Regions from separate parts of the Mus musculus genome. Here all the other regions are linked to region 2. The links are chromatin loops, found by intact Hi-C in ENCODE. Cell type or tissue: left cerebral cortex. All regions are shown on one strand. Region 1 overlaps Rims2 (regulating synaptic membrane exocytosis 2). Region 2 has its middle 23 kb from the start of Dcstamp. Region 3 has its middle 53 kb from the start of Dcstamp.

Evidence for each region. Hi-C counts contacts between places; a loop is a spot of excess contacts. Peaks named below come from ENCODE experiments on the same cell type or tissue, not always from the same donor. Only the 100,000 strongest peaks of a DNase experiment are listed, where the experiment ranks them.
Region 1: a loop joins it to region 2, with 2.5 times the contacts of the local background. A loop is called at or near these places in 3 of 42 quality-filtered maps.
Region 3: a loop joins it to region 2, with 2.5 times the contacts of the local background. A loop is called at or near these places in 3 of 42 quality-filtered maps.

What each region holds. Positions count from the first base shown.
Region 1 is chr15:39,675,342-39,683,341 of GRCm38, reverse strand. It overlaps Rims2 (regulating synaptic membrane exocytosis 2), which reads right to left. Exons shown (of 27, transcript NM_053271.2): 24 at 3,982-4,094; 25 at 3,611-3,712; 26 at 2,214-2,353; 27 at 1-1,796. The coding sequence ends at 1,578. Among named protein-coding and RNA genes, the nearest start is that of Dcstamp, 67 kb to the left of the region's middle. In left cerebral cortex, a CTCF peak has its summit at 7,505 (motif pointing right); DNase peaks (open chromatin) are centred at 3,453 and 4,192; H3K27ac peaks cover 849 bases.
Region 2 is chr15:39,765,141-39,773,140 of GRCm38, reverse strand. It overlaps a transcript of Dpys not described here. Among named protein-coding and RNA genes, the nearest start is that of Dcstamp, 23 kb to the right of the region's middle. In left cerebral cortex, no CTCF peak of the experiment used is centred here; DNase peaks (open chromatin) are centred at 2,052, 3,596, 3,941 and 5,455; H3K27ac peaks cover 2,266 bases.
Region 3 is chr15:39,689,020-39,697,019 of GRCm38, reverse strand. No RefSeq gene overlaps it. Among named protein-coding and RNA genes, the nearest start is that of Dcstamp, 53 kb to the left of the region's middle. In left cerebral cortex, no CTCF peak of the experiment used is centred here; a DNase peak (open chromatin) is centred at 4,864; H3K27ac peaks cover 595 bases.

The sequences.
Region 1 (8,000 bases), 90 kb after region 2:
GAAATATAATTTGTGAAAAATTGAATTTTCCTACAGAAAAATGAATTAATAAACAGCCCTGTGTTTCAGGGTTCCACATGTTGAGCAGTGTTTCTATTCACATAGTAAATGGAAATCAGCTAAAGAAACTGCTTTACCAAATTAACAAACAAACAAAACCTAAGACCTACAAATAATACTTAACCCCCTGTATGACTAATGCTGGTGCTAAAAACAAATTTGTTGGACATTACAATGCCATGTGGTTTGAAAATTTTCTTGTAAACTGAATCTTTAAGGTGAAAAAAATTACCATGCACTGTACAATAAACTGCAACTGTTCAGATATCTTCTTTGTCAAATGCGCGCTGACTTGCTGTATGTCCCAAGTCATGTTGCAAAATCCTTCAACATGCTTGAAATAAAGAAAGCTCTCGGACAGATCTGAGAAATCTGTGAATTCAGATGCATCTATGGCTCTGAATCAAATCTGGGCTATAAGAGGGTCGGGTCAAAGACTTGTGGTGTTGAGTAAGACTCACTGAGGAGGGGAGAAAGGAAAGAAGAGGTTAAAAGTGGGAGAAGAAAAGTGAGACAGACAAGAGGAAGAAAGATGTGAAAAATTTGCACATATTGAACATCATAAGATCTGTATATTTAACATGGAAATAAATTGAATATATTATACTTATTGTCACATAAAGAGAATTTTAAGTATCTGCTAGAAAGTATTTTCATTTGTATTGTCTGCCAAAACACAGACTCTGATTAAAGAATAAGCACGGTGTGTCTTTGTACCACCCTGTTGCATTCTCTCCCATTGTAAAACCATGCACTAGTGAAATTTATTTTTAAAAATAATATAAATTGTTGAAAATGGCTGATTTTTATTCTTTTTTTTTTTTTTTTGCAAGTTGCAGCCCCGAGAAAATAATTTAAATATTCAGCTAATCTGTGTCCATGCAAAAAAAGTTTCTTTAATTTCATTCAGTACAGTGCAGTCACAGAATTTTGATTTTCAGAGTCCAGTACATCTCGGCATTAGTGAATGACATGCCTGCCTCCCTCCCGGAGCAGCCCCGGCGGCCGCTCTCCCTGCTGGAGCCCCTCCAGGAACGGTGGCTGACTCTGCTCCTGACCACTTCTTTGGTCTCTTGCTTTTCACCTGATGCTTGCTTCCTAGGTCTTTGCTCCTTGGCCTGTAATGTGTCTTAATGGCTGTAGAGCTCCATTTCTGTGGCATAACAGGGCTTTGGGGTCAGATAAATGAAGAAAATTGATAAAAATATAAAGGAGCCATTGAAAAGGGCTGACTGATTCTTTAAGATTAATCCATGGCTTCAGAATGGACCAAAACTCGAGTGTCATTGAACTCCAAACCTGATAGATAGTTCTTCACAGCTCTGCTCTTTCACCTGAGGGCCTTTGCTAGGGCACAATGTGTACGACTTCCTCTGAGAACACAGGACTGCTTGGTATCCCTAGACGTGGGCTCTGTAGACACAACATCAAGCATGCAGTGTTACCAGGGGCTTCCACCTGTGCGTTTTCTTCTGGTTTTTGTATCGCTGGTTGTTGTGACAACAGTTTTATAGTTGCTATGAACGAGAGTAAGAAGGTCCGGTAGAACTTTCCAGAGACGATTGGGAAGCTCTTCTTGTCAGAGGTGCCAAGGTTGGATCTACTAGGGAGGAAGGAGGGAAGAGTTTGAACCATCCAATCACCATGTTGGATAGTTCCAGTTCATCTAAGAGTATCTGGGCCACTCCCATAAAGGATTTGTGATCCATACGACCATAATCTCCCCAGACAATGATCTGTTGGCAGAAAACAAAAAAGTAATGTTACTATAGACATGCACATCACAGCAGAGAAACCAATCATAACTAAGACAGGAAAATGTGCTTAGCTAATAAGCTGCTGTCAAGGGTGTCTGATTAATGGCACTGCTGCCTTTAATTCCCAGAAGCCAGAGTGACATTAGGAAAACCGCATAATAGTGTAGGGCAAACTGAGCTGGAGTGTAACTCAGGTTCACGTGTCTGCGTCCTTGGTCTTTCCCTTTAAGGGGAACAGCAACAAGAACAGCTATACAGCACTGGCCACTGCCTTGCAGCTGACAGAGAATTTCAGCCATGACGAACGGGGAAGAAATTCACAGAAGAGATGCTAGACTTACAGTGTGGCTTCATGGCCACCCCTTTCTGTGTCAGAGGTCAGCCGTGAACACGTACCTGTAACACCCTCCCCTGGGGGCTCTCCTCGAAGGACAAGAGCTGCTGGTACAGGGGCTCCAGGGTCTTTCTCGCCACCTTGGTTTTCTTTTTGGCTATGCAGACTCCGTTGTCTAACAGATACACCTTGACATACGGTGCTTGGGAGAAAAGAACAGAGTGAGTGATGAGCAAGACTGTGAAGTACCCAGCACATAGAGGGCAAGCACAATGGCTTCATCTTCACTGAAGAGCTGGCAGCACTCAAGCCACTGGCATGCCTTCCACGTCAGAGCCACAATGGACAGTTGTCAGCCATTCAGTATTAAGTATATTGACATAGCCTGTGAGGGTCTTTTTTCTCTCCACAACTCCTTCTTGTAGAGATTTAAATGTGAATTAAATAAGGCAATATGCATCCACTTACAAACAAGATTCAAGAGCAATGTCTTAGTCTTTAAATTACCAATATTTGGATCTCATTAGACATGTTTGAAATGAGGAGGTTTTTTTTTTTTTTTTTCCACTACCCCACAGGGCTCCCTTACTATTCAAAGCATTTACTAACTGGTAATGGTGTGAGTCCAAGCAGGGATGGGCTCTGAGGTGATACATTCAGAAGGAGCTTGGAAATGCAGCTCACTAGGAATTCTATGCCTACAACCTTCTATGACAGACGCTGAGACATGACATGCGACATTCCCATGTCTCATGCTGTTCATTATGGTGAAGATGTCAACTACTCTCAGAATCTTTACAACGTAATTCTAAAGTGGTACAGTCAGAAACATAACTTTACTTCAAAATTCCTATAAGGATTGAGGAGTTGAGAGAGAAATGCATAATTATGTCAGTGTGGGCTTTGGGAACAGGGACACTTTCAGAATCCACATCTTTATGTGCTGGATCTCTCATGCACCAAGCTATGGCTCCGAGCACCTTGAATTATAATGATGCTTGAAACACGTGGCATCAAGTTATGCCAGAGCCTCTTACATACTGTAGGCCTGAACATTTGTCTTAGAGCAGCCAGCATTCATAGTCTATGGGCCTGTGTAGATCTAGTCTATTTTTATTTTAATTCCAGAACTTGAAGGATGCCTAAGGAAAAAAACTGAAGTTCTCAGTAAACCAAAGAATAACATAAAACAGCAGCTAACTGGAAACTACACTTGCAGCACACACTGTGACAATGTGCCTGAGCAAAGGCGGAGGCCTCCGCTGTGCATGTACTTGTACGCTCCCTTCCCCCTTGTCACTCACAGCTCCCTCAGAATGCTGGCAGACAGCTCAGCCCCCACGCACTGTGACAGCAGAGTTCTCTACTCACTTCTTGATTAAGAAGATCTCGGCAAAGAAAGGCACCATTTACACCAAACGACACAGACATAAGAATAACAGACTCTCTTCTGTTTTACCTGGCAGTGTCTTGGAACCTGGTTTTACCACAAGGCCGCGCGCCCGGATGATTTCTACCTCCAGCTGTCCCTTTTTATCCATCATTCCCACCTGAATGTCACCTGGTGGGCACATAGGAAAGAAAAACAGGATGTAGGAAGAATGCTTGTGCCAAAGAACTCTGGGTCAGACATTCTCCAGATATATTCTTATGTCCGAAGATGATCAGAAATCATTTCATTTTTACAAATGAAAAAACTGAGAACATTTACTGTTAAAACCTAAGACTCTTTTTTCTTGCTGGTAATCTTGTTAAAAGTAGCATGAAATTGAGGGAATGTGACTTTCAGTAATCTAAAGGACAGTGAAGTCATGTGACAGAAAGTCTTACCCATTGCAGGAGTAGCCAGGGTCTGGCGTCCCACTAGCTGAGCAGGGCCCAGGCCATCCAGGAAATCACTGAACTGGCTGTCAGAGGCCAGGCGGACCCCAGGGAAGATCAGACTGAAAGCAGAATGACACGTGGGGTTAAATCCTCAGCCTTCCTTGAGTTTTCTGCTGGCCTTGCTGATGTGGCAAGGCTAAGATGCCACTAATATTCACTGGACCCCAACATCCCACAGCACCTCCCACAGATCTCAGTCCATCTTACACTCTCTCGCCTTCCACGCCTGTCAGCAGAAGCACCTACTACACCATGTGGGCTTCTGGTTATGTGTCTTCTCTGGCTTCGTCTTGGGGGTGGGGACTTTTGTCATGGCATGCTTTGCCATGTTTAATCCTCTTAGCTACACTAAGAGACTCTACTACTTATCTTTTTATGGCTGAAAAAATCTGTATCATTCTCATCAGCATATAAACAGGCCCCCATGCCATCTTACAAAAAAACAAACAAACAAAAAAAAAACCCCAAAACAAACCCAACCCCTTCATGGATTGCACTCTCCTTCCCAGTCCACACCCCTTTCATTCCCTGAATCCTTGGAAAAGCCCTCACTTTTCTCTCTTCCAAAGTACCTCTATGCTTTAATCTCTGCCAGTTCTGCATTAAACACCACAGCTGCATCTTTTTACCTCATGTCTTTTGCATGTGTCTGAGTTGGATGTTTCACCCAACTGAGTGGTGTCTGTGTTGGTGCTGGCCAGCCTAGAGCATCTCTGGCTTAGCCCTCCTCTCTGGACCACACCCTTTCATTCCAACAGTTTAGCTGGCTAACAGGATATCTACTGGGCATAAGGTAACACCATCTCCCAATTGCTCAGCAGTAGGCTCGTCTTTATCTATTATGTCTTCTTCAAAGTTTAAATGTTGAAGCCCTAATCCATAGTGTGCCTAATCCATAGTTTTAAAAAGGGGCCACAGCATAGATAAACATAAACGAAGGTTAAATGAAGTCACAAGGGGTGGGGGTTGGGAAACAATGAAAGAGGAAGGAAGGGACACTGAGAACATGGTGTAAGAAGGTGGCCATGTGTAAAAGAGAATTTCTTGGAATCCAAATCTATTAATTTCTTGATCTTGAACTTTCAGCCTCTAAATTTTGGAAAAACAATATTTTTTAATTTTTAAGCCTATCGTAGTTTATTATGGTAGACCTAACAAATCAATGTCATGTATTTTACTACACACATCCACTGTATGAACAAATCTTACTTAGCCTACTGTCAAAAGAGATGCAGAATCTGATCTCACTAATGCTACATTCTGGTCCCTGTCACCATTATGTTTGTGGTACATTACTGTAACACCTACTGAATGGCCCACTCTTGTGCCTCTCAGCAGTAGTGAGTTGATGATATTAAAGGTCGGTCATTCCACTCACTGTAAAGTGAAGTTTTCTATGTTATAAAACACAAAAGCATTCAACCTCACCCCACACTGGTTCTCCTCATCTGTCTCACTCCCTCTCCCTCCCATGGGGCCACAACTCCCTGCTACGGGCAAACTCTTGCTCAGTGCTTGGCTTTGCTTCAGCTTGGAATGTTCTTCTCCAAACATAGCTGCCTTCCGATCATACTTACATTCCCTCCGTTCCCTTATGGAAAATCCTACCTTCATCCTCTCGCTTGTTTGTTTAAAAATGTCATTCTTAGTAAGTCCTGTTATAGTAGTTTAAATACTGTGGCTCAGACACAGATGAAATGCATGCATAGATCACATAAGTTCTTTATAAAGGTCAACAGGATGGCTCGGTGGGTAAAGGCTCTTGCCACCAAACCTGAAGGTTCAAGATTGATCTCCAAAGGTTCCATGGCCCAAGCTGAGAATGGATCCCAGCAACTTGTTCTCTGATCTGCACATGCACACCACAGCATGAAGGTACTCATTCCTCTCTCTGTCTCTCTCAGTAAATGTAATAAAAATTAAAAAGAAAGAAAGAAAGAAAGAAAGAAAGAAAGAAAGAAAGAAGGAAAGAAAGAAAGGAAGAAAGGAAGGAAGGAAGGAAGGAAGGAAGAAAGAAAGAAAGAAAGAAAGAAAGAAAGAAAGAAAGAAAGAGAGAGAGAAAAAGAAAGAAAGAAAAAAGCTAAGGAAGTAAGTGGGTTCATTTGTCCAGGGACGAAGGGATCTGAAGTCAGGTTTGGGAGGTACTTAGCTGAACCTCCCTCATTTATTTTCCTTGTCTTATTTTATCATCGACATTTATGTTATCTCATTTATTTTATTTTTTAAAATTATTTTTCTTATAATTTAATTTCTTGATGAGGTCTCCCTGGTCTCTTGGCCTGCATGGAGGTAGGGTTTGCCTGTTTTGTTTGGTGCCAGAGCTCCAGCTCTTCAGCAGAGCCTAGAGTATTGAAAACAACAGACTCCTGCCAGCCTTAGTGAGCCACCTTCACGGTAGGAGCATTATGTCATCTGCCCAAAAGTATATGTGCCAGAAGCCAAGAAGAGAACGTAGTCTCCTTGTGCTGACTTGGCTCCTGACTCTGAAGCCCACTGTCTTACATTCTGATCTGATTTGCTGGTATGACTCACACCCTCAACTCCCAGCACACCGTCTGGAAGGCTAAAAGGTAATATTTACTGTATGATAAAATTTACGTATCATTTCTTCAATATGATGGTAAACATCTGAGATGGAAGTCATACTTGAATATAAGCCTGCATGTGGAGACCATGAAATAGACATTTTTATAGCCCAGGCAATGGCTCATAAAGATCAGAGCTCAGAGCATGTTTATCTTTAATTTTCTTCCAGAAAGACCAAATTTCTTTAGTGCATCGCACAAGTGTGTCTCATGCGGGTGACTGAGCCACTGCCCTGCTAGCCTTTCACTCTTCTGGACTTCCTTGGAGGTTAGCAAATCTATTTCTTTCCCTTCTCCTCAAGTCTCAAAGATTCAGCCTGTTTATATGGCCCTATTTAAAAACTGCAGAAAAACTGTTCCCTTCCTTATATAATCATGTTGGAGAAAATACCATTGGGTTATGCAATTAATGATAAGCCAATATTTCCTATGGTTTGCATCTGTAAATTGGCTACACGTGTCTGGATGTTGAGCACTCCCATAGCGATGGCAGAGTGGGCCCTGAACCTCACCTCATGGTCCTCTCCCTATGGGTGCCCTTTGCACCTCACCTATAGATAACATGCTATTTGTTAGAGACAGGACTACCCCATGCTTGTGAACCTTTCCAAATGTCCTACAGCAGTGGATTCAAAGCAACGCTACATAGAAAAAGGCTTACCAACTTTTTGTTCCCATTGCCCTTTGAGTGTTGGTTTCACATAATTAAGATAAACTATATAACTTTCAGTACATAAACTAATTATGAATTAAGAATTCTAGGTTTTTCAATAGCATCTCTTCAACAGATCAAAGATTTTTTTACGTTAAGAATTGTTTTTATATTACTTTGTGTATGGGTATTTTGCCTGCATGTATTTCTGTGCAGCACGTGCATGCAGTGCCAGAAGAGACCAGAAGATGGCATCTAATCTAGAACTGTAGTTAGTTGGGAGCCCTAATATGGGTAATAAGGATGAAACCCACGCTTTGGGAGAGCCTCAGTCAGTGCTGTTAACCTCTAAGCCATGTCTCCAGGCTCCAGACCAAAGATTTAAAAATCCTAATCCTGGGGCTGGAGAGATGGCTCAGCGGTTAAGAGCACTGTTTGCTCTTCCAGAGATTCTGAGTTCAATTCCTAGTAACCACATGGTGGATCACAACCATCTGTAATGGGATCAATGCTCACTTCTAGTGTCTCTGAAGAGAGGTGATAGTGTACTCAGATACATAAGTAAATGAATAAATCTAAAAAAAATTAAAAAAAAAAACTAATACTGCCCACACAGTGTGTGGCATGTATGCTCATTGTTTCCGTGGCTTTATTTATTATTTTAAGCTAGGACAAACTATTTTATTTGTAGATAATGTTGAGAGCCTTATCTTAGCATCTTGTCATGG
Region 2 (8,000 bases):
TATTTGCAGCACCACTGGGGTATGAAAGCCTGGCATCCAATGCAGGGGCTACTGGAGAGCCAACCTAGTCCTGCTGTGAGCCTCTACCCTTCCCCACATGACTTCAACATGGTTGCTTGGAGTTGGCATTGCCCCCCCCCCCCCCCCCCCCGCCTCCCACGCCACCCTGCGCCTGCTCGGGAGGTGGGACTCCGGAAGTTGACTGTGCTGATCTCACATTGGTGAGGGGCAGGTATTGGACTATGAGAAGCTGCTGGACACCGCTCCGGGGGTCCCGGACCTGCTAGGAGGCTGCGGGCATCTGGTTCTCATGCTCTTGAACACCTAGATGCTGTTGGGAACCACAGAAGCGCTGAAAACAGGGGTGGGGGCTCTGGTGGGCTGGATCTAGCCCAGGGCCGAAGGGGAAAAGAAGGGAGCTCCGGTTAGGTTCCATGGGGAGGAGAGTCCTTGGCTTGGTCAGTGGGCGGCTTAGCTTGGTGGAGGCCATGGCTGGGAGCCCTGAGAGGCCTTCTGGGATAGATTAGCGGCCAGCTCTTTAGACCAAGGCCTGTTCCATTGCTTCCTCACAACAGGTCCTGATGAAAAGAGACAGTCCATGGTTCTAAGGCATTTATTGTCATGGCTGAGAGTGGCCAAGAGTAAACTGTACCCCACTTTCTCAGGGCAGGCTTGAGGTTAAATACTTTGTTGCAGGGAGGAATGTTTTAGTATCATTGGCTAAGCCTCCAGGCCTTTAGGTAGTTCATTAAAATGGAGATCTGTCTTCAGGCTATATGATCTGTAGTCACATCCTCTACCTGTGGAGAGGCTTGGGGCGTTGCCCTTATGTGACTGATGGCCACAGAATTATGGAGAGCTGCAACCATGTGTCAGGAGCCTGGTGTTAAGGAGTGTGGCAGGGTTATCCACTGCAGGGTCTCCAGGTTTCCAACCTAGCTCAACCAGAAATCAGGCTGCCTTTCATAGTCCTACAGTTGTTGTTGTTTTGTTTATAGAGAAAAGGGTCAGAGGACTGAGATGCTGTAGCAGAGATGGAAACAGAAAGTAGCAGGTGCTAGGAATGATGATAGTTGCCCCAAGGGAAGGAGACTTTCTGAGTGCTTCATCAATGTTACTGCTTGGGGTTTACACAAAACAGGCCGCCAACAAAGCTGCCCTCTAATGTGAGAAAATGAAAAAAATATATGGACCATCAACTGCTGTGGGGAGTCAGTCTCTAAGATGAGAAAGACAGGCCGATGGAGGTTTGTAGATGTCTGAAGGTCATTGCCACTGAAGCAGTTAGTATGAAGTTCTATAGCTACACAGAGCCAGTGGTAAATCGGATTCCAGGGCTTCTGTTATAGACTCATACCCTTTTAGTATCATAAGTCAAGAATGAGAAAAGGCAGACAGTTTCACCTAGAACTTCTAGATTTTGTAGAGTCCCATTTTCTCAACATACAAAATCTCCAAAAAACACTGGAGCAGAATCTACAAACTAAAGTTCATGCTCTGGGTTCTACTTTATTTTAAAACACAGTAAAATACAATTTTATTTCTAACATTAATAATTAGATGAGTTCCCATAATAACCTGCGTCTTTGAATGTTCTGGAAAAAGCCAGTGGCTCTGTAGGAAATGCAGTAGGAGCTTCCTCATCCTGCAGATGAGATATAAGTGGGCTGCCTCACACACCTGCCAGACTTTAGGTCACACTGTCAATTTGGCCTAGAGTTTGCAACCCCTGGGACCAGGGGTTGGGTGGGGAGACAGAGTAGAGGTCAGAACAGACTCTAGAGCCCCTGGCTGACAGTTGAGATTTTATATTACAGAGTGCAGGGAGGAAAGTGGGCAGAAGAACACAGAACAAGAAGAATGAGAAGAAAGCCAAGGTCACAGAAGCAAAAGGTCTTGTCGAAAATCCAGGGACAGAGTTTTCGTCTATTTCTGGATAAAAGAACAGGATGTGGGAACCAAAACTGTGGTCAGTTCTCTAATGCCACCCAGCACGATGACTTAGGCAAAGCATCCTCTTTCTATTTTTAACTAGATGGAGCTGCGTCAGAGGACCTTGCTGCTGACTAATCTTGTCAAAGCGTCTTTTTCTGAATTGCATAAATGCCATCTACACAGGCTGAGGAACATTGGAGACGAAAACTTTAAAGTCGGCTGCACACGGGACACACTATAAATAGTGTTCTGAAGAGGAGCAGGGTGTTCCGGGTCATGGCTCTCTGGAAGTTCTCTAGGATTTCATGGTTGAGCCACACAGACATGCAAGAAGTCATTCATTGGTTTAAGCTGAATTAATGGCCAGTGGGTTCCCCCCCCCTCATTCAACGAGGGCTGCCTTTGTAGTGTAGATGATAGAAAAATGTATGCATATTTTCCGGCAAAATTATTTTTCTACTTGTATACCCCTTCACTAGTAGTAGGCATTTCATTGGAGGAAAGCAGTCGAGAATGGTTGCAAAGAGCTTTATGGCAAGAGTTACATCCCAGCCAACAACAAGACTTTAGTGACAGCGGTGTGCTAGGTGGTTATGGGCTGTACCCTATCACAGTTCTTTGATGGGGGGGGGGATGGATATTGTGATATCTAGGCTCTACTGCATCTCCATCCCATCCCAATACTCAAGCTCACAGATAGGGAAAGCTCTTGGTGCAGCCTCGAGTGCCAGGGAAGAGACAGTGCCCAAACTCAGCTGCCCACAGCTACCCACTCACTGGAGTTGGTGTATAAATAAATGCCTTGACCCTTCAGTGCAGTTCCATAAGCTCTTCAACACAGAATGGGAGTGGGGGGGGCAAGTTCTGCCAAACGAGGACTTATAAGTGAGAGTAGGGTTTGTTTTGTGTGTGTGTGTGTGTGTGTGTGTGTGTGTGTAGCTGACTCTCTACCTCTTCCACACAGGCAATCAAAGACTGAAAGCGTTCAGAAAAAAACACAGTGCATCTATTTGTTTTGTTGTTATTGCTGTTGCTGTTATTAACTTCCTGAATAATATACATAGACACAAGCAACATACACGCTGCTTGTATTGCATGAGATATTATTATTAGCAATTTAAATAATTCCTTTAAGTAAAAGTGCTGAGTTCACTCAGAGAATGTTTAAGTAAATGACAGAGCAGAGCCTATATAAATAGGATAGAAAGAACAGTGGTCACACACAAGTTACTGAAGCTGGAGAAGCGTGGCATTGCAAGGGACTCACCTAGGGGACACCCAAATGAACCAGGAACATCTTGCATGGAGTTTGTTGGCTCTACTTTGAAAGCAAATTATTTCCTCCAAAGAAGCTATAGAGACTTGTGGTGTTCTGCCTTGGATCAGTCTTGAGGAATTCCTGGTCTAGGTCCTTCATCTCCTCATTCAATATACACACACAGACGCGTGCACACACATATATGTATACACATACACTCATATGTATCTATGCATATTTATACACACACATACGATGAGGTCTCATTCTTTAACCCTTGCTAGCCTGTGTAGACCAGGCTGGCCTTGAACCTGCAGCCATCTTCCTGCCTTTGTTTCCAAGTGCAGGAATCACAGACACACCCTAGCGCACCCAGCTGGCATGACGTGTTCTCCAGGAAGCTGTGTGCTATTGACAGGCTGACTACTAATTACTGTGGTAGATAAGCGAAGGAGTAAGACATATGTTCTCTATTCATAAGAATGTTAAAATCTAGCTGGAAAGCCAAGGTAAATTATTCACCCATGTGTGATGTATTATTAAAAACCACATATCTGAATACAGAGGAATGAGTCATTATCATAAATTGGGATAATCTGGAAAGTCTCCATTCATTTGCTTTTCAGAGATAGAAAAAAATCTATAGCTGTCGTGCTCTCTCTCTCTCTCTTTGTGTTTTGATCACTCAGGTTTCTGAAAGACAGCCAAGATGAAGTAGGAGGAAAGGAAGGTTTAGGCACCAGCTCTGCTTCAAGCTCATTAGGAACGGTTGATCCAAAGAGCCCAGTAGAGAAAACATGCTGATGTACTGTGCAGCAAAGACCTGCGTTCAAGTCTGCTTCTGGAACAAGCTTCTCTGTGCTTCAGTTTCCTCATTCCTAAAACTGCAATACCATCAGAAATTTGGTGAGATGTTACACTCAGTAATGTGCCCGACACCCAGCAAGGATAGTAAGACTTACTATGTTTTCTGGGAAGAGCTGATTTGAGCCAGGAGGGAGAAGGACTTGGGTCACCTCACAACAGCACCTGAATAATAAACTCATTCTCTAAATTCTGAGTTCAGCATTTTTTTAAAAAAATTCATTACATCAAGGATTTTGAAAGAATATGTATTTTCTTCAACATATTAATGCATCCATTTGCAACACACGGGGCCTTATTATTCCTGTATAAACACTTTTCTATGACGCTTTCCTTTTCAAAACAATTTCGATTGATTTCTTTCTCCTCTAATTAATATATCATGTTTACAGCCAGTGCACCGCTTGCTGTGGAGAAGCAAGACTTCAATTTTCAGGTCGTCTGCCACTGACACCACACTCTGGCTTTAAACTGTATGAAATTACACATGACATTTAGAACTGAATAACGGTTCCAATTGCCTCTGAAAAAGAACATTTCTTTTGACCTAATGTTATCTTCCCCCCCTTTCAGAAAATAAATCACACTAATACCCCAAGAGCTCCTGTTGTTCTTTATGTTTCACTGACCAACCATGAAAGAGGAAGCCAATCAAATGCCAAGACTCAGGCCACCTTTGAGGTTCTCTCCAGCGGACTGCTGTCTCCCTAGGATCCTAGGTTTGAAGAAGTAGCAGTTTCCTTGGAGATTATTGAGCTCGGCCCTTTGAGAGATGATCTCTGAGCCGGGGTGGGGTGGGGGGGATGGGGAGGTCACTTGTAAAGTCAGCCAGCTAGCTGGCATTTAAAACAAGGTGTTGGGGAAGATCTGGGAGCATCTCTGTTTCTAACTTAAAAGACTCTCCATGATACCATGTCCTGTGCCATCCACGGACTTCTCAAATGCCTTTCTGCACTATCAGGTGTTCAGTTACATCATGCAAGCTCAACACAGCCTACTGCTTGCTCTTCCAGTAAATGTTTACTGGAAGGCAAACTTGCTCATGCAGCCATTGTGATTATAATGACAAAGTCAAGTCATTGCACCGGAGACTGTATGAAGGCAAAGCCTCAACTATTTGCCACCTGGACTGTCACAGAGGTCTGCTGTCTCTCAGGCCTAGTCAAAAGTCCTTCTCCACTGTTTTTACTCTGTGTATCAGACTTATTGCCAGAAGTTGAAAAAAAGAGGGTAACAACTAGAGAGAAGAAAACCAGAGGGGCCTGCATTTATTTATTTAACTTGGAGGGGAGATGTTCACCAGCTTTTACACATGTCATCTCATTGAGTGTCTATGGGGCGGATTGCTATGTCTTAGCTATACATATGGAAGCAGGCTCAGAGAGACAAGCACTAAGCTGCTTACATTTATATCACTAATGCTTAGCACAGGGATTCGGATCCAGCTTTCCCCAGTCTAAAAATCTGTTCATTCTATCATACTGTGTAGTTTTACAAGGTTGCCTTCACCTTTACAGCAAATTTATCTATCATCCCCTAAATTTAACAAAAAAAAATGTAATCAAGTTTAATCATCTAAACAAAGATACATTTAGCAGCAAGTCATGTTTATTAAATGGATAAGAATAGACAAAATTGTCTATCCTCACGAATTCACACAAGTAAGCAATTGGACCACAGAGAGGGAGGCAGTGTATTGGTTGGCAGGCAATTAGCATTTTGTGTTATTGAAGAAATTCAATGGCTCATCAATAGTAGGTGGAAGTCCTATGTGTATAACCAGTTACACAGTTAATTACATAGACACCACGTAGATGCGCTTTTACTTAATCAACAATCCCTCTTCTCCAAGGCTTAGTAAAATTCTCCAGATGAGTGTGTACTGAGGTTGCTTAATCATCTCAATTATTCACTTCTTTAGAACATATATTCCCAGGGCATGAATGCAGGTTTGGAAATTTGGAATTTCCTTTTCCTTTTTTGCATATGCACTCACTCCTTTCTGTTGCTGCTGTTGGTGGTGGTGGTGGTGGTGTGTATGTGTGTGTGCACATGTACACACACACACACACACACACACACACACACACACACACGTAAAGGTCAGAGGACAGCTTTTAGGAGTTAGTTTTCTCCTTGCACCTTGTCAAGGCACTATCTCTCTTGTTTTTGTAGCCCTGCATACTCCATGATAGCTGGCCTGCAAGCTTCCACTGATTCTCCTGTCTCTGTCTCCCCTCTGGCCTAAGGAGTATGGGGGTTGCAAATGCAAGCCATCACATCTGGCTTTTATGGACTTAGGAGATCAAATTTAGATGACATGGCTGTCACCTCTGATCCTATGCTGGCAACTTTGACACTGAGCCAACTCTAAGATGGAAGAGCAAGTCAGCAAGGGCTGCATGTTTGTCTCTGTCCCCCAGAGACCTCCCTGGTTTCTCTGAATCTATCCTTTTCCATAAATAAATGTATGCCATGGTCAGAGAAGCATCATTCCTAGCCTTTGCTAATGAGCCTGGAAGATTTGAGGCAGCACACACCACACTGTATACTTCACCATCCACAAAAGCAGAGAGCACTCTGTTCTAACTTCACTGACTGTGTGACTAGCTGTAGTTTATTTATGCCATTGGATTTTTAACTTGTTTGCATTTGTACAAATTGGTCTACTGGCCAACTTAACTCTGATTTGTTCTCTAAGTATAAAGTGAGGTTCACAGACATTCAGAATTTAGATTAAAAAAAAAAAAAAGGCAGTTGTCTCCTGTATCGTGTTACCATCTTTCCTTCATGTCTAGCTTTTGAAAATGTCACTAAAACTATTATAGATGGGAGTCAAAAGGGAAATTGACCTCTGAACATGTGGAAGCTTAGTCTACTGTTGATTTGAATCTTATCTGTGCAGTGTAGGGCTATTTAAGGCTAAGATAACAGATTTTCAAATATGGGTATGTACCTACATTCACCCACCATTCATTTTACCAGCCAGCACCTCTGTCCTCTGTAATGTGAATAATTGACCTCAATGGTATTTGTTACTTATCTTTGAGTGAGACAGCTAGTTCTTACTAAGAATGAACTATGTGAGACACTTTGTCATAGGGGAATTAAAAACAAAAACTATCTGAGAGCTTCAAAACATCCTGCATGGTGATCTTGATTGATTAGGTCCTAATGAGAAAAGCAGCAGACCCAGAATTTGAGAAAGGAAAAAAATGTCTAACATCACAGGAAGAATCATGATGAGACTATTCCTACGAATTAGTTAAAATCACTATATCTGCAGTAACAATATAAATCTATAACAATAGTAAATATGGTGTCAGTGAGGACATCAAAAAGATTCCAATGCAGCACTGCCACCAAACTGGGATTTGACATGAGAAAGGACGATGTTGTCTCTGATGCAGTAGACGTTATAAGCCATCAGAACTAGGGAAGAAAGGCAACTGTGTGAAGTCACCCTCGCCAGCATCTTTCTGCCTCTACGAGATTAAGAAAGCACATTTCACAATAGATAACTCCAAGAATTCAACCCACTCTTCATTTCCATTTAAAGTGGACCAGCTACAGTTAAATAATCATGCCGGTAGTGGTGGCACATGCCTGTAGGATTTACTGAAAGAGACAGAGGCAGGAGGATAACGAGTTTGAGGCCAGCCTGGGCTACACATTTTAGCCGGGCAGTGGTGGTGCACGCCTTTAATCCCAGCACTTGGGAGGCAGAGGCAGGTGGATTTCTGAGTTCGAGGCCAGCCTGGCCTATAAAGTGAGTTCCAGGACAGTCAGGGCTATCCAGAGAAACCCTGTCTTGAAAAACAAACAAACAAACAAAACAAAAACAAAAACAAAAAATCAGATGTGTAACATAGACTGTAATGAGCAGGCCAAAGTCTGTTTTCAACATCAGAATTGTTCCTTGTGACAGCATCTCCTTCCCAGG
Region 3 (8,000 bases), 76 kb after region 2:
CACAACTGGTTGTTATCATGTAGAAGAATGCGAATCGATCCATACTTATCTCCTTGTACTAAGGTCAAATCTAAGTGGATCAAGGAACTTCACATAAAACCAGAGACACTGAAACTTATAGAGGAGAAAGTGGGGAAAAGCCTTGAAGATATGGGCACAGGGGAAAAATTCCTGAACAGAACAGCAATGGCTTGTGCTGTAAGATCGAGAATTGACAAATGGGACCTAATGAAACTCCAAAGTTTCTGCAAGGCAAAAGACACTGTCTATAAGACAAAAAGACCACCAACAGACTGGGAAAGGATCTTTACCTATCCTAAATCAGATAGGGGACTAATATCCAACATATATAAAGAACTCAAGAAGGTGGACCTCAGAAAATCAAATAACCCCCTTAAAAAATGGGGCTCAGAACTGAACAAAGAATTCTCACCTGAGGAATACCGAATGGCAGAGAAGCACCTGAAAAAATGTTCAACATCCTTAATCATCAGGGAAATGCAAATCAAAACAACCCTGAGATTCCACCTCACACCAGTGAGAATGGCTAAGATCAAAAATTCAGGTGACAGCAGATGCTGGCGAGGATGTGGAGAAAGAGGAACACTCCTCCATTGTTGGTGGAATTGCAGGCTTGTACAACCACTCTGGAAATCAGTCTGGCGGTTCCTCAGAAAATTGGACATAGTACTACCGGAGGATCCAGCAATACCTCTCCTGGGCATATATCCAGAAGAAGCCCCAACTGGTAAGAAGGACACATGCTCCACTATGTTCATAGCAGCCTTATTTATAATAGCCAGAAACTGGAAAGAACCCAGATGCCCCTCAACAGAGGAATGGATACAGAAAATGTGGTACATCTACACAATGGAGTACTACTCAGCTATTAAAAAGAATGAATTTATGAAATTCCTAGCCAAATGGATGGACCTGGAGAGCATCATCCTGAGTGAGGTAACACAATCACAAAGGAACTCACACAATATGTACTCACTGATAAGTGGATACTAGCCCAAAACCTAGGATACCCACGATATAAGATACAATTTCCTAAACACATGAAACTCAAGAAAAATGAAGACTGAAGTGTGGACACTATGCCCCTCCTTAGAAGTGGGAACAAAACACCCATGGAAGGAGTTACAGAAACAAAGTTTGGAGCTGAGATGAAAGGATGGACCATGTAGAGACTGCCATATCCAGGGATCCACCCCATAATCAGCATCCAAACGCTGACACCATTGCATATACTAGCAAGATTTTATCGAAAGGACCCAGATGTAGCTGTCTCTTGTGAGACTATCCCGGGGCCTAGCAAACACAGAAGTGGATGCTCACAGTCAGCTAATGGATGGATCACAGGGCTCCCAATGGAGGAGCTAGAGAAAGTATCCAAGGAGCTAAAGGGATCTTCAACCCTATAGGTTGAAAAACATTATGAACTAACCAGTACCCCTGAGCTCTTGACTCTAGCTGCATATGTATCAAAAGATGGCCTAGTCGGCCATCACTGGAAAGAGAGGCCCATTGGACACGCAGACTTTGTGTGCCCCGGTACAGGGGAACGCCAGGGCCAAAGGGGGGGAGTGGGTGGGTAGGGGAGTGGGGGTGGGTGGGTAAGGGGGACTTTTGGTATAGCATTGGAAATGTAAATGAGCTAAATACCTAATAAAAAATGGAAAAAAAAAAAAAAAAAGCTGAAAGTCTATTTTTTCCAAAAAAAAAAAAATAAATTGTACATAAAGCAGAAATTAAAAGACCAATTTAAAGGCCAAAGTTAATCACTTATTGCCTGTAAAAAGACACAGTTTCAGTAAGGTGGCCCAGGCACGTTTTAAGTAGCAGGATGAAAGCACTGAGCCAGAAAGAGGATTTAAATACAACACTGAACAGATTTCCAGGCTAGGAACACATTGATAAATGGGTGCTTCATGATGACAGTTTAATTATCAGGAAGACATATATATCTATATATGTCTGTATATGTATATATGTATATAACAATAATGTATTTTACATAACAAATTCAGAGTGCATGTAAAAATGTATAGAGCTAAAGAAAGAAATGTTCACCTACAAACAACAGCTATAGACTTTAACACCTTCCTTTCAATAACTGATGGGATTATATAATCAATAAACACATACAGTTTTAACTAATGTGAATCAACTTGTCCTAACATCAATAATTAATAAAAAAGTGGTGGGTTTGACACTAATATAAATAAATAGGATGAAGCTGGTATTTACACAGTAACCACTTAACTGACATATGGGTTAGCCAGACAGCTGGTCCCTAAACATAAAGACAGCCTCGGCAGACACTGAAAGAACAAACTCTTAAAGTGTTCTTTCTGGACAAAATGGGATGAGCTAAAAACAAATGGCAGTATAATAAAATGTCCAAATATTTAAAGTTAATGTTCTGCATGGCTTGTAGTCACACAGCAAGCAGAGTGGGACCCTGGGCCTGAGGGATCTGAAGAGGGAAGATCTAATGTTTGGAGGGGGTTGGGTTGCCTCATGGTTTATATTAGACAAGAAAATATAAAATTTATGATTTAAGTTCTCACATTAAGAAACCATACAAAGAACCAATCAATTTCAAGGTAATTAAAAAGCAAAAAAATCAGCAAGGACAGAATCAATGTGCATAAAGCAACAGAGAAATAGAATGCATTTCTAGATTTGTATGTTGAAAAGATTAGCAAAATTGCAGACATCTAACAAGATGGATTAAGAAGGAAAAAATCACCATTATTGGGATTGAAAGAAAGATAACTTCAGATATCAAAGGAATGAGAAAAATATTACAAATACTTTCATGAAGATAAATTTGGAAACTTACATAAAATGACAAATTCCTTAAGAAATATAACCCAGGCAGACAGATTCAATAGTAGTTTTGTGTTTAAGCAATTTTATTTTCCAGTCAAAATATTTCCATAAAGAAAACCTAAGTTGCAAGTGGATTTAGTGCAGGATCTTACCAGACATTTAAGAAAGATATAATAATAGATGTAACCTGAGGCCGTAGCAGTCTGCTCCATCCTGAGCAGTTTGTCCAGCACTCGGACATCAACCCAACAAACACATTACCGAAGAAAGACTGAAGACCAGTCTCACTCATGACTCCAACGCAAGAGTCGAACAGTGCAGTACCAAACCGAATCCAGCCTTAGAGAAAGACGCTACTACCACAATCAAGCCATCTCCCTGGAGTATTCAAAGGGATGAACACCATTTGAATCAACCTACATTGTTCCTATATTAACAGAGCATCGTAGAAAACCCATAATCACTTCAGTAGAAGTAGAGAAGGCATTTGGCACAATTTAGCACCCATCTACTATTTTCTAAAAAGTCTCGTAGTAAGTATAAGAATAAAGGGATCTTAGGGCTGGAGATAATGGCTCAGTAGTTAAGAGCATTGACTCTTCTTCCAGAGGTTGCGAGGTCAGTTCCCACCAACCATATGGTGGCTCACAATCCATATCTAATGGCATCTGATTCCCTCTTCTCAGGTGCATGAAGACAGAATACACACACATACAAACACACATACACACATGCACATGGATAAATATTTTTTTAAAAAAGAGATCTTTAAGATGAAAAAATACCATGTATAAATAAATATCCTGCAACTGCTTTAAAACGTAGAGGTTAAATATCAAACCTCTGATATTAATAATTAATATGATATTGATATTTGAATAATTAATATTCAAGAAGTCTTGAGCAGTATCGTCAGAAAAGCTTCAAAAGCAGCTGCCCAGTGACTGGTACACTACGATTTCTCCTTTCCCTTTCCCTAGGATCTAAATATTAGAGCAAGGTCTACAGCTTCCATCTTATACTCAAGGTATCCATGAAGAAGAAACAAGTCATTTAATATTAAGCCATTTTCCTAGGATCTCTGCTACCCATGGTTTCATATAAATCATTCCTAACTGATATAGGACTAAATTGAGTCTCATGGTTGAGTGCTTTTTTATACCAGGAGGTGCCTCTCTGGCAGAGGGATTCTGTGTATCCCTATAGACCAGTCATTCCAACCAGATATGCACAAACAGTGAATGGAAGAAACTCAGCGCTTTTTTGCCACCTTCCTAAAGAAAACTAAGCAGTTCTTCCATGCCCTGTCTACTTGGTGGCTTACAGAGAGAACGCTGCATTGCTGGTATGGAAAAATAGAGTGATGTCTTCTTCACAGAGGCCCTCCTCAGTCTAGAATGGAGTCTTCAACACAATTACATTGTTAGGTCATGGCCATTAGCAGTATATTTTTTTTTGAAAAATATAATACAGAAACATGTTTCCTTATAGTATATTGCCCAGAATGACCATTATGAAGACTAGGAACATGGTGGAGGTAGGAAATGGCACATGCTCAGGTCTTTATCACATAGCTTCAAACAGTGGGCTCAAGGTCTAAATGACGTGTTACCCACTCAACAGATAAAAGCACTGTGTCACCTGGCTGAGCAGCCTGTTGATGCTTTGGTGTTTCTCGAATACAAGAGGATTAAGGAAAGAGTCAGTGATACGATTTAGTTAGACATTGTAGCTGTGATAGTGTTCCTGATGCTGCTTGACTGTCCTCCAACCTTCCCCACAGAGCGCCTGTGGCCCTGCTTTCTCTTGTGTCAGGTCATCTATGCCTGGGGTGACGCTGCTCTGGGCTTACAGAATCTGTTATCTTATAAGCCAGGATACTCCATTCAAGATTCACACAGTTCTTCAGGGATACTTTATAATGAATGGAAGTCTCCAGTGTTGCTTCTGTTTTCATTTTATCTCTGGTTCTCCCACGTTCACATGCTCACTTGCCTCTGAGACACATGGACCAAATTCTACATAGAAACCAGGTCAAGTTCTAGCTAAGGAGTGGGTTGGGCTATTTTCTCTTCTGATTCACTCTTTTCCATCTCTTTCTCTATTCCCATCTCCTCCTCATTGGTATCTTAAACACAGAAAGGACAGGATACAAAGCACAGAAACCATACAAAATTTTGGACTTCTGGCTTGAAGTATTTGGGATTGTTTTCCCAACAGTCTTTCGGTAGTGAGTTTGTACTTAAAAGTTTGACAGAATCATCAGTATTTTAAGCAGTCAGCACTTACCAACTTAGAATGTTCAGGATGAGTCAACCTCTTGTCTCTCCCTTCAACCATCAAGAGATGATTTTTTAGAGCCATGTCACAAACAATATCTACCTAAGTTTTGCATGCTGAGCTGACCTGCCGAGTTGTATAAGAAATCAAGAATAAGCGAGGCCACATGTCCTTTTGCATTTAATTTCTTCTGTTGTCTAATCAAAGTTGAGGATTCTGAGGAAGTGCCTTTAGTTTGTCAGGCAGGTTTCCTGCTGCCCTTCCATTCTTCACTACCCATCAAGGATCAAGTGGTACCTGGGTCAGGGTACCATGGTCTTCAGTTGTGCTGAAGACCTCAGGTGACAATGAGCTCACCTGTCTTAGTCACTGTTCTATTGTTGGGAAGAGATATCATGACCACAGCAACTCTTATAAAAGAAAACATTTATTTGGGGGGGTTGGCTTACAGTTTCAGAGATTTAATCCATTGCCATCATAGGAGGGGTGGGACATGGCAGCAGGCAGGCAGACATGGTACTGGAGTAGTAGCTGGAAACTATATCCTGTTCTGGAGATGGAGAGGGAGAGGGAAAGGGAGAGGGAGAGGGAGGTGGGGGAGGGAGAGAGGGAGAGTGGGAGAGAGGGAGAGGGAGAGAGGGAGAAACTGGGCTTGGTGTGGCCTCAAAGGCCATCATCCCCAGTGACACACTTCCTTCAATAGGGCCATGCCTGTCAATCCTTTGTATCTTTTCAAACAGTGCCACTTCTTAGTGACTAAGCGTTCAATAAATGAGCCCATGGCGACAATGCTTATTGAGACCACCACATTGCCCCAAAAGTCTTGCCCACAGAAGTGGCATGAGAGCCCTGGTTTTGTAGGTAAGAGTGGAGTAGAATCATGTCTATCTCTTACCTGGGAAATAACTAAGTTCGGTGAGGAGGAATGAGTATAGACCTCACAACGATTCTGAGACAGAGGTATCTCCCAGGACCTTTTCCTCCAATCTCGGATTCTCCACATTGCACGGGGTGAAACTTTCTGAGGACATTTTCGAAGCCTTGTTTAGATAGCTGTCAGCTTTCATTTGTAGGCTGTTTTCTAGGGAGGCCCCTGAGCTGTTCTGAGGCCTGGGATTCTTTACTGAGATGTTCCTTAAAGTTGACCCTGGGCAGTGGAATGGCCTCTGTAAGCAGACCTAGCAGAACCACCATCACACCTAGTAGGAGACACCCAACTGGAGCATTTAGTATTTAGAATACTTCCAAAGGACGACTTGTGCCTTAGATGGCCAGAGCAGCAAAGAACACCTGGTTTTTATTATAATCTAGTGATCATTGTTGTCCTGTGTGGCTCATATTTGATGTGACTCATTTCTGCCCATTCTTAATATACACTCTCATCTCTTTTCTGAGGGAGGGGCATGTCTCAGAGAATTATAGCATTGCTAAGCCTGAAATATACATACATACATACATACATACACACACACACACACACACACACACACACACACACACACACACACACACACATATATGGGCCATTTGAGTAGAATTTTTTTACCACAGGATAAAAACAAAGTCCACTTTGTGATACAGAAATCAGCCATGTCAGCACTTAAAAGAGTGTCTCTTTATTTTGTTTTCTGGTCAAGACATGAGGAATATGGTTGCTGTTGATTGTTAGGCAGGTGCCCCAGAGCTCTCCACTGATACCTGGAAACATCCCTGGCAGGATGGTAAAAACAGACAGTATGGAAGAATCGAGGTAAAAATGAAATTATCATTCTACTCCAATGAAAATAATAAGGAAAATCAGATAAATAAATCAGAATATAAAACTAATTTATATACAAAACCAAAGTAGTTTCATATTAGAGGTGCCACCAATGAAGTCATATTTTAACAAATAAATGTGGCAGGAGGAGGTTGGGCTGTTAGGTGCGGACAGACAGAAGCAGGGATGTACTCACAGGCAGAGTGGCAGAAGTTGGGAGGTCAGAGCCCAGAAACACAAAAGCTGCTGCAAGTAATGAGACTGAGCCTTGTAGTAGATCAGAACTGTCATGGAAGGGGCACAGCTTTTCTGCTATTCAGTGACAGGTTTGAAAAGACACTAATATGTTTTCCAATTCTCCCTTGCCTCTTGTTTACAAAAACAAAGCAGGAAGTCTTCAACCAGAAATGGTAAAGCGAAAGGACAAAAGGATGCTCCCAATAATGAGCTGTCAGTGCAGGTCCATCTCATGCTAACCCCACTTATGTACTCTAATGATATCTCAATAAAAACTCAGGGAGGTGCTATGATAATAAACAGCCATCACACAGAAGCACTCCATGTAATGTGAGGACCATTTAAAGGGAACTGTCCTATTCATAGTATATCTCAAACAAATCATTTCAGAACGGTCTTACTGAACTCTCTGTGGACAAAGTAGGACAGACCTAGCAGATTGTAATCAAGTGAAGTATCCTTACTGTGAAGGGAGTAAACCAACTTGTTGTCCAGAGACCTGGCTTTGGATCCTTCCAACTTATCTTCTCAGATAGGTGACGTTGATCATAGGATTTAATCTACCTGAACTATAGTTTTCATACTTGCAAAATATTTAAAATACCTTAGAAGGCAGTCTTAAGAATTAACTTAGGTCATATGTATTAATTAAAGTTTTTGGTAATTTATGGGTTATATGACAGTAGGTATTGATATCAATTAAAATTGTTACCAGGCTTTGATCTTGGCTCACTTTAGTCGACATTTCATCAAAGACATAAACAAAACCAGAGGATGCCCTTATCAGATTGCAGGAGACAGAAAGCTGGCAGTGTAGGCTGATGGCCTTGATGAGTCCTCAGACCTCACATAATTCAGGGTGCCTACCAGTCTTAGAATAGTC